Linked DNA regions of Homo sapiens: region 1 is linked to region 2. A link is an interaction called in ENCODE POLR2A ChIA-PET data of the cell type or tissue named here. Cell type or tissue: HepG2. All regions are shown on one strand. Each heading gives the region's core, and the rest is flanking DNA. Links, peaks and the distances in the headings are about the cores only.

Region 1 (5,379 bases), core at 309-5,308, 130 kb after region 2:
AAAGAACATAGATTAAGACTGTTTGCTATGGTTTGGATACTTGACCTCTCCACACCACATATTGAAATTTGATCTCCAATGTGAGAGGCGGGGCAAAAGGAGGGCATTTGGGTCAGGAAGACAGATCACTCAGGAGGAGATTAATGCCCTCCCTTGGAGGTAAGTGAGTTCTCGGTCTATTAGATCCTAGCTAGAACTGGTTGTTAGAAAAATCCTGGCACCTTCCCCTGTCTCTGGCTTCCTGTCTCACCCCGTGATCTCTGTACACACTGGCTCCCCTTCCCCTTCCCCCATGAGTGGAAGCAGCCTGAGGCCTTCACCAAAAGCGGGTGCTGGTGCCATGCTTTTTGTGCACCCTGCAGAACCATGAGCCAATTAGCCTCTTTTCTTTATAAATTCCCCAGCCTCCGGTATTCCTTTACAGCAACACAAGTGAACGGAGACACTATCTGAGCATAATTATGAGTTGTGTTTGGGGCCTGTGGTAGGATGTGAGAGTTGGCATTCCCTGCTCTTTGCCTGTCTTTCTACAGTGATGTTCTCCTCCATGGTCCCTGGAATATTCTTCTGTCTCCAGGCCCCACAAAACCCAGAACCATTTTGGAGGACAGCATGACAGAGGAAGAGGAATGGCATCGAGAGAGGCACTGTACATGCATTATTTTATTTATCGTCAGAGCAGCCCGTTTCACTGGGGGAAACTAGGCCCAGAGTGGGTCCAGAACCTACTCCAGGTCACACAGCCGGACAGAGCAGAAGCAGGGGTGGCACTTGCCTCTAGATTCCACTTTGCCTGTGGCCAGAGCAGCGTTCTGGCCACCCCAGGCCGGAGCACCTCCCTGCTGAGCCCTTTTAAGTAGCCTAGATTTGGAGGCAGAGCAGTGTAGGCTGGGGTGTAATTAAGTCATTAAGCTGACTGCTCTGGCAGGATGAGGCTTTCTGGCCCACTTGTTCCCGGCTTCAGTAGCACCGATGGTTCCCGGAGATCATCCTCTTTGTGCAAGTGTTTGACTCAGTGGTCTGTACTGGAATTAGACGGATCCCTTTGCCACCACCTCCGGCCTCTAGGGCTTGTGCTTTGGAGGCCCAGCCTTCACATGCTTCTCCTCCAGAGTAGGCTGCTAGAGAGAAGCTGCTAGCTGTGTTGGTGCCCTTGACACGGCTGTCCACATTAACTTCAAGCACTGCCAAATTGGCAGGTTAAACAGGGAACCATCACGTTTTCAAATTCTGTGTTTATCTTATATTTTATCTACCCCAGAACTCATCTTCAAAAAATGGGGAAAGAGAGATGAAGGGGATGATAGAAAAACAAGGTAGCTGAACTTGTACTTTAATTGAAAAAAAAAAAAAACATAATTACTCTAAGCAAAAAATAGTTGTAGACGAAAGCACATGTTCAAAGAAACAAAGTGATCAAAACCATACTAACTTTATGTTTTTTCTCTTCCCACCTAACCTCCAGATTCCTGACTTGTTTCATCCTACTGGTTCTTTTCAAATTATACCTGTGATAATTCAGCTGTTAAAAGAGGAGTTTTGAAGTCCTGTTAATACGTGACTCGAGGAAAATCCAAGGTAGGGAGAAAAATTAAACTCCTCCACCGCTCTGGGGAACTTGGCTTTCTAAGGAGACATTGTTTTGAAACCAAGAACAAGCCAGAGATGACCAAGATTAGGTTTTATACTTTGCTTCTCAAGTCCTGATCCTAATCCATTAGAGCTAATTTTGCCTGATTCCTTTTCTGTATGCTCTGGGCTTGGGTGGGTTTCTCTTAGATGGAGGAAGAGTCAGGAAATGGGTTATGGGGAGGGAGAAAGGGACAGATTTCATTAAACTGCCAAAAATAGGTTTATGCCAGTAATAGCACGTATGATGCAAACTTGCTTCTACATGCAGAATAATCATCTGTATGGGAAGTTGCTTATGAAGATGATGACATTTAAGAGTTTGGCATCCCAGCAGTTTTACCTTTGATCTTGGAAAACTGCCCAAAGTAACTAAGTCATTTACAATCTGCCTTGCTTGCCATTTGAATTATTTTGAGGGTTGAGGGGGCACTTTCTTCTTCATTGTGCATTACCGGAGGCCTACTTTCTGATCTAAAAGAAGCAAAATAGGTGAGTCTCACACTCTGTGATTAAATAACACAAGCTTTGCTCTACAGTGACCTTATTTATACTCCAAATGACAGCCTACAGCAGATCGCATTTGACAAATTTTAATCCTCTTAAACTGAAGTCTGAAACAGATACTCGATAGGCTCTTCATTGCGCCAGAAGTGACAATGCTGTGCTCCTCATGAGGCTCCAGTGGAAGCTGAATCCTCACAGAGGGGCAGCCATCTGGGACTCTGGGTGGAGGCCAGCCCACAGCTCTACACCTCCTGTCTCACCTCCACTCAGCTCTGAGGGTGGGCTGAGGGCAGAAGGAAGTGGAGCTGGAGTTGTAGAGACAGCGGTTTAGTGGAGGGCTCTCTGTCCTGGCTAGTTGAGGTGCGTGATGGGTAGTGGCAGAGAGAGGGGGTAGGGAGTGGGGTGAGGGAAGTCCAGGGAGCCCCGACAGGTGGAGATGGGGAAGTTGGGAAGATTGGAAAGAGAGCGTGTAAAGGCAATGAAACATTTCCCCTGCTCCTGAAGAAAAACATGGACGAGGAAGACATGGATGTTGAGGCTTTAAAGCTGACTTTAAGTAAGGGAGATTGTTCCAGATTATCTGGGGGCCTGGTTCACTCCACTGAATGGCCTTCAGAGCAGAACTGAGGCTTCCTGATGAAGAAATTCTGACTGTGCAGAGCAACTTTGGCCCGTGTCCAAGAGTTGAAGTCTGTCTTTTCTGACAGCCTGCCCTATTGATTTCAGACTTGCCTATCCAGTCCCCATAATCAGGTAAACCAATTCTGTGCAATAAATCTGTTAATATCTGTCTCCTTCTGATGTGGTTTTACTGGTTAAAACTTGACTGATGCAGATTTGCAGCCTGGAGTCCCCTTCCAAACGTGAGAATTTGTGGCTTCAGCTGCTGGAAGCCTGGCTGTGGCAGAGGCCCTCAGCTGCCAGCTGTCCTTAGGGAGTGCTTTGACTGAGCAGAGTCCCCTTGCCCCAGGTCACACTCCCTTCCCAGGGCAGCAAAGCTCCAATGACTGTCTGATGTGGGGCTAGAAAGGCTGGGCCCCTGGCCCCAACTCTGGGTAAACCCAAGGGCTGCCTCAGCTTCAGAGCTCCCCATGAACTTGGCTGAGACCTTCATTGTGGCTGCATCATAGCCCCACTGCTCCCTTCACCCCACCCTCCTTTCTTCCCTTCTTACCCAGGCGTTGATTCCCAGAGCACTGCCTGATAAACCTCCTGCCCAAGAATTCTCATCTGCTCCCCAGGAAACCCCATCTGTACCAGGAACCTTACTCCACTGAGTTTCCATCTATTTCCTGCATCTTTGACTTTCCCTTCTTATTCATCTCTTTCCCCTCGCCACATGTAAATGCTCTAGGCTCTCCCATATTAAAAAGAAACACAACCAGGAAACATAATAACCATTCCTAAATTGTGTCATCCTCAAGTTGTGGCTGGTTTTGTTTGTTTGTTTGTTTGTTTTTTCCATATCCCAACTTCTTGAGGAGCTAACTGGACACTGTCTCATCTTCGCCTTCCACTTACTCCTCGATACAGCATGGCTTTTCTCAGCTGCCATCACTCCCTGAAATTGTTCTCAAGAAGGTCACCAGCAACCTCCTCTTTATTAAAATCCCATGACACTCTTCAGCCTTTCCTATATGTGACCTGGTGACTGGCAATGTGATTTTCTTTTGCCTTGATGAAGTTGTTGTCTGGCTCCAATAGCCTCCATCGCCCCCTCTGCACTGGATTCCCATATATCTCCCTGGCTGCTTCCCTTCAGTGTTCTTCATGGACTCCCTTTGTCAGCTGTTCAGTAGCTCCCTTTGTCAGCCTCTTTCTACTCTACACTCTCTCCTTGGGCGATTTGGCCACATCTGTAATTTCAAAGGTCACCTGTGTGCTTAAAGCCTACCAAATCCTTATTTCTAACCTCAGCCTCTGTCCTGGACTCTGAATGCTGCATATCCAACTACGGAACGTTTCTCCCTAAATGTTTTATCTTGTCTAATACTGAATTCACCCTCACACATGTTCCTCCCTTCTGAGCTAATAATACAATACATTCTTCCCACCAACAGAGCCTGCAGTGATCTTCAATTCCGCACCCCCACCCCACCTCCTCCGCCGCTCTCTCTCCCTCTCTCTCTCTCTCTCCCTCTCTCTGTCTCTCTCTTTTTCTCAACTCAGCCACTGGTCACTAGGGATTGTGGTATCATCCTCTTAAATAGTGTATTCTCTCAAAGTAGCCCTACTTCTCCCACCTTAATATTTCATCTCAGATCTTCACTGTTTCACATATTTTATAGCATAATAAACAGCGTTTAAAGCTGAGTGATCTGTGCTCCACACTGTGGAGGGCTTGGCTCTGTCCTTTCTCTGGTTACACCGCTAACCACAAGTCAAGAAGTCCATAGGACCTACAGGACATTGCCACCATGGGCCCACACACCCCAATTCCAGGCCATGTTTCCATACCTAGAACTGTGGATTCCCTGTCCAAATGGCCTGAGCCTGCTTCCAGGGCTGACGTGGGACTCTCCCACAGATCCATGCCCCCACGTGTATTCTCCATTGCTGGAGTGCATGCCTGTAGGCTTGAAAGTGGCAACAGGTGGCTGTTTGCAGCGGGGAGGGACAGAGGCTGGACGGAGGAGTCAGATAGTTCATATGCACATGTGTGCAGAATTTCTTGTGGTTCTAGATGGAGCTGGGGTGTCAGGCAGAGGGAGAACAGGGGTAAGCTGTGACTACTTTCAGTCTTTCTCCCAGCCCCATGAATGCTGGGGAAGAGGGTTCTGGTTATGAAGCATCTTTTATACACCAAGTACAAAGCTAAATAATGGGAATTAAAGATGAACCAGACATACTCATTGCCCTCCAGAAGCTCAGGAACAGACAAGAAGGGGAGCCATTATAAAATGAGATGAAATCCATTTTCATAAAGGCATGTTTGAAGAGCTGTGTGGGGTGGCAGGGTCAATCCCTGCCAGATAATAGGGAAAGACTTCTCGCATGGGAGAACATTTGACCTGAAATTTGAAGCTTGAGAGTAAGTTTGCCAAACCTGAGAAAGCCACTGTCAGCAAAGAAAACAGCAAACATTCAAAGAACCATGGGCGGCTTAGTGGGCTGGAAGCTCTGGGAGAGGTGGCTGGAAAGGCATCAGGACTGTCATGAAGGGGCTTGTGGGGTTTGCTTAGGAGCTTCTACTTCATCCCAAAGGCCATGGGGAAGCTTTATGCATTTAAAGTTGGGGACTCA
Region 2 (5,379 bases), core at 208-5,207:
GTATCTAGATTGCTATTTACTTCTCTCACAGACCCCTGGCAAATAATACATCACCCTAATTTCATAGAAACTACCCCACAGTTGAATTCCTCACCCATCTGATGTCTCAGCATTAGGATGTGAAGACTGAAAAAATGGAAGAATACGGATCAAAAAAAAAAAAAAATCATTCTACTTACCCTAAGGCCAGTGTTTTAGTATTGCAGGGAGGTTCTATCATCCTTTAGTGCTCTTCTCTTGAGTGTTGTTGTTGCTGTTATTCTTTTCTTTCTCTTTCTTTTCTCCTTCTCTTCCTCCTCCTCTTCTTCCTCCTGCTTCCCTTTCCTCTTTCTCCTTCTCCTTCCTCCTGCCCCCTCCTCTTCCTCCTCTCCCATTCCCCCTCTCTCCTCCTCCTCTTTCTTATTCTTCTTCTAACCTTTCTATTTAGTTTACCCCAAAATCATTCCAGTCCTAAGGACAGTTAAAGATATCTTGTTCCCATGGAGAAAGGAAGAATAAAATATGTAATATCAGGGATATAACCTAATTTTACAAACAGAGTTAAAAGAATTACAGCTTGTGACATAATTTTTAAAACAACATATGTTCCCTCTGTAGTGATTACCCTTCACCAGACGATCTTTGGTTATTCAGGGAATTATAATAACATTAAATCAATTTTCAAATATCATTGAGGCAGTTTGCTATTTGCCAGTTGAATTTCCTCATCTACGTGGTTTCTGGGAGCTCCAGCAGTACAATCAGTTGGTGAGTGGTACTTTCACAAGGTTTCTTGGTCTTATTGGAGTTATCAGCCTGCAACCTTCAGGAATCAAGGCCTCTTTGCTGGGCGTTAACCAGAAGTCTGGGTGGCAAATTGTGTGGCTCTGGGGTTTGTTGATGCTGGTTTGCATGAACAAGTTGTGTTAGCTCTAAGCCCAGTTGATGGTTTTGGTTATGCAATTACTTGAGCCCTGGTTTCTTCATCAATCAAGCAAGCCTCAAATTTCCTCCTCTTTCTCAGTTTTGTGATTTTTGACATTAGCAGAATTTAAAATACAGGATGGTTGCTAAGCAGTTTCATAAATGGAAACCACATTTGTCAAATGAGCTCCACACCAGGAAATTCAGCGAGAGGATTCCTGGGTATCCTCAGTCCTAGCCTGCCTAGCATCTCACGTGAATTGGAGTCTGTAATGTCCTCCCAGAGGGAACTGGATCTAGCCAGTAGGCACAAACATTCTTTTGGTCTTTCCAAAAATTTTCTGCAGAAAATGCCTATGGGACAACTCACTGTGAAGTTGAAATTATATGCAAGTGTGTATACAATTAAATTTCAAAATAAATGCCTTAGAATTGTGTGTGTTTGTTTTTTGCTAATTTGATGGTAAACATGAAAGCCCAAAGTGTCCTGGGAAAAGCTTTGTATTTTTCTTTAAGCCACAAATAGTCTAATTAGACTTGAAAGAATGCACTTCCAAAGCAAAATAAGACAAAATAGAACGTTCAAAGAGCCACATACCATAGTTTCAGAGATAACTAGAAATTGGGTCTATAAAGATAGCAATGCATTGCTATTGAGTTTGTCTCGCCCACTGTCTTCCACACTCCAGGCGGGAGGGCTACAGCAGCGTCTTATCGTCCTTGAATTTGTTGAATGAATGGCAGTGTCCAAAAGTGCGGAAAACCCCAGGCACAGAATGATACTAAGGGGATCTAAAGAGTTTCTTGGATGAAAATACTGGTGCTACTTGGGAAGATTTGAGAATATGATGGCTCTGAAAATGTACAATTGCTCTGCAATCTTACAGAATTTTTAGAGTCAACTTCTATAAAGAGGGGACAAAACTATTTATAATAAGCACAGTTGAAAAAATACTGTGAAGCAGGAAAGATGGCCTTAGATGTTGTCACCTCCTATTTCTGGGAATTCCTCACCATTCACGGTCCTCAAGATCACTCTACCCCCTTCCATGTCAAAGCCTGGTTTTAGGAAGGGATCTGGTAAATTCATCCTCCTGAGTTTCAGTAACTGCAACAGTTTACTGCAGTAATACATTAAGTCATATTTCAATTGACAGAAAAGGCTTAATATACTGTATTAGTTATTCTGTTTACTTTTAAATAAACATCAACACGTTAACCCAAGGTGGCATATTTCTAATTACAGAATTAAAAACATCAGAGCATGAGCGAAAGCAATTTTGTAAAGGAAACACTTTCAAAAAAATTGGACTGTGTACTTCACCTATTTCACTTGTTTCTGAGGCTTGGTAATTGATTATCCAGTAATGTTTTGGCCTTCTTACATATTAAGAATAGTTAGTACAAACAAAGCAAGGGGATGCCTATTATTAAAATAAGCAATCTCTAATGAACCCATGAATTCCACTGCAACTCTCTCAGCAGCTTGCTCAGGACCCAGGCTAAATCAGGTACTCAAATACCAATCCCTGTTTTCAAAGAGGGAAGATTAAATTGCTTTTGGCTTTGTTCATGAAAACAGCCATTTTGCATTCATGGCACTGAATAGATTCTTTATGATAATTAATGTAAGTTTTATATTTTTACAACAGTCCTTGGGCTGTGTTCTCATGAATATTTCCATTAAATAATTACCTCTTAGAAACGAAAGAGATCTTTTGTATTTTTTAGAACTGTGTTTATGGATACATTCTCCATGCCTCCCCTTTCCCATTCCTCTCGAAATTGCTTGTATCTAAGGAACTTAATACCCTGTCATTATATGTTTAATTCATTTTAGGATATGTGTCCAGAAATATTTGTGCTATTGAGAGAATCACACTGGCCCTCTGAATACTGAGAGCTGGTCCCATTTCTGCAGATTTTCTTCTGTGTCTTGCACGTGTTGTAGACCTATAAACCTCCTGGCATACATAAGCCCACTCTTCTCATTTTGTTTGAGATGCAAAATTCCTAACAGGAAAGTAACCATTTCAGTAACCAATCTTAGAGGCTTGTTTGTCTTTTCTTTATAAATTCTTAACCTTTTCATGACTTAGCAGAAAGTATGCAGGGCTCAGGTTAGGTCAACAACAGAGTCAAGGTTAACTACAAGAAAGTGACATGAGAAAAAATCCAACTAATCCAAACATGGAAACATCAATAGGTGACTTAGACCAACTATAACATTAGCCATCACCTCAGGTCCACTAGCACTTAATATATTTTGTTAATAGGCTCTAAGACTCTTAGAATCTGCTTTTCCTCTTTTCTTCAGAGTATGGATTTCATTGCTCTTAAAACATTGCATCTTCTGCTGGGAATAATTCTGTTCTTGGCCTCTGGAACAGCTCATAAATTATATCTCTGGAATTTTAGACTACAGCAGTTAGTGAAATGGTTTCCTATTCCCCTGGGAAGCCCAGGTAGGAATAGCTACTTACAAAAGTGATTAAGTGTGGAATTTTTGCTTTAGGCACAGAACAGGAGTCACCTCAAGAGCTTTTTTAGTTACATCTGCAATTTTGTTTATTTTGGCTCTATCAATTTCTACATCTGAACAAAATATAACTCTAAGCTATGTCACCAGGAAGAGAGAGATGGAGTCTCCTCCTGTGTCTGAATGAAGAGTACCTTCACATGTGGGATAAAGTCTTGTCCAAACACACTTGGTGTCACTTCCATGCATAACTTCCTGCTCAGGGTTTGTCAGGTTAATTTAACCTCAGAGGATTCTAATGCTTCCAAATGAGGGGAAAAAAAAAAAAAAAAAAAAAAAAAATATATATATATATATATATATATATATATATATATATATATATATATATAATGAAATTATGTTAAGACCTGTTGGGCTCAACAAACAGAAAGATAAGTAGTTTTCTTTACTGAAGAGCCATTCACGTATATGCTAATGTCCATTGTGAATCTTCAAGAGTGGAGGAGCACTTTCCAAAAATATTTGACCTTGGAAGACTTTTCTTTATTCAGAATATCTCTAAAAATCTCATGTTCTACAAGGAACTAAACCACAGTCAAATTTCAGTTGAAAGCTTACCTCAGTCATTCACTCACTCCAGCACAAATCAGAGCCATGACTTTGCTAACTTGGTTGAATTCCATGAGCAATGTTATTTTGGGCCAGATCCGTAGCCAGTTGCAATATCCTATCACTAAAAGACACTCTATGACATAGGGTGTGCACATGTGTTTTTTAAAATGTAAAGCTCAGCTGCTCTATCAAAACATAGCCAGATGCTGCTCTAAGTGGGTTCCCAATCCTGTTCGGCCTCACTGGGTGTGACCTCCCAACCAGGGTCTCCAGCCACTTCCTATAGGTGCCTTTGGGCTGGCAACAGGTCCGTTTCTCCCTGGGACAAGGTTCCCAGAGGAAGGGACAGGCTGCCATCTTTGCTGTTTCTCAGCCTTCACTGGTGACACTTCCAGGTTCTGGAAAATCCGAGGTGACTAAGGACTGGAATGGGCCCCAAGCATACCACAGCAGCCTTACGGAAAGGTGGCTAGACTGTTAAGTGAGTGCTCATTCCCGTATTTCCTCACCAGCAGGTCCCCCAGGTCTGGGCCTCCAGCCACCCACCTGCCAGAGCTATCAAGCCACTACCAACTCAGCAACTCCCTGGATAGCACCTCCAGGGGCAACTGAAAGCCTCTCTGCCACTGCCTTCACAGTGGAAGTTTCCTGGCCATCCTCAGACTAATGAAGGAGGAAAGACCCTAAGTGCCTTGTCCACACCACAAACAAGCTGCAGTCAACCCAATGGCAGGAGACCAGTTTGTCTCCCATAGGTCCCACACCCCCACACAACTCATCACCGGATAGGAAACCCTTGCCTTGGGCCCACAGCACAAACCCTCCATCCTGGGCTGACTGCGCTGAGTGATTGCTGACCTGCATTTCTCTGGGGTGGAGCCCCCAAGAGTCAAGCAAATGACCCTTGGCCACAAGTACTATTAAGATCTCTTCCTCTGCTGCCTCTAAGCTGGGGAAGGAGCATAAACACGGAGATTGCCCCAAAGCTGCAATGGGCAGCCCAGGAGTGCCAAATCATGAACTACAGCCAGCACTTAAGAGGGAAAGGAACTCACACTTTCAGAGAACTGAGAGGGAATGTGGCTGCAACTGTGAGGAAACATGGGGGAGCCATACAACCAAGCAAGAGTCTACCAACTGAAAAATATGCCTCAGTGTCACCTGCTGGATCACATCCCAAAGCCTCAACAACAAAAATACTTCAAACTCCCCTCTGAAACCAGAGACAAGGAGTCAGCTTCAAATAAAGACCTTACACAAAGCCTCATCCCAGTGAAAACATCCAGAAAAGAATTGTATTGATTGTACTCAGTCTACACAGCAGTTAAAGGAACACCCACATGCAAGGATGAGAAAGAACCAATGCAAGGAATCTGGTAACT

The links. ChIA-PET counts read pairs that join two places held together with the same protein. Peaks named below come from ENCODE experiments on the same cell type or tissue, not always from the same donor. Only the 100,000 strongest peaks of a DNase experiment are listed, where the experiment ranks them.
Region 1: POLR2A ChIA-PET joins it to region 2 with 7 read pairs; 2 of 35 experiments call an interaction of 5 or more read pairs at or near these places.

The regions. Positions count from the first base shown.
Region 1 is chr5:56,514,295-56,519,673 of GRCh38, forward strand. All of the region lies in intron 4 of C5orf67 (chromosome 5 putative open reading frame 67), which reads right to left. Among named protein-coding and RNA genes, the nearest start is that of LINC01948, 35 kb to the left of the region's middle. RefSeq lists an enhancer at 357-857. In HepG2, for the core only: no CTCF peak of the experiment used is centred there; a DNase peak (open chromatin) is centred at 2,807.
Region 2 is chr5:56,385,401-56,390,779 of GRCh38, forward strand. No RefSeq gene overlaps it. Among named protein-coding and RNA genes, the nearest start is that of LINC01948, 94 kb to the right of the region's middle. In HepG2, for the core only: no CTCF peak of the experiment used is centred there; a DNase peak (open chromatin) is centred at 3,001.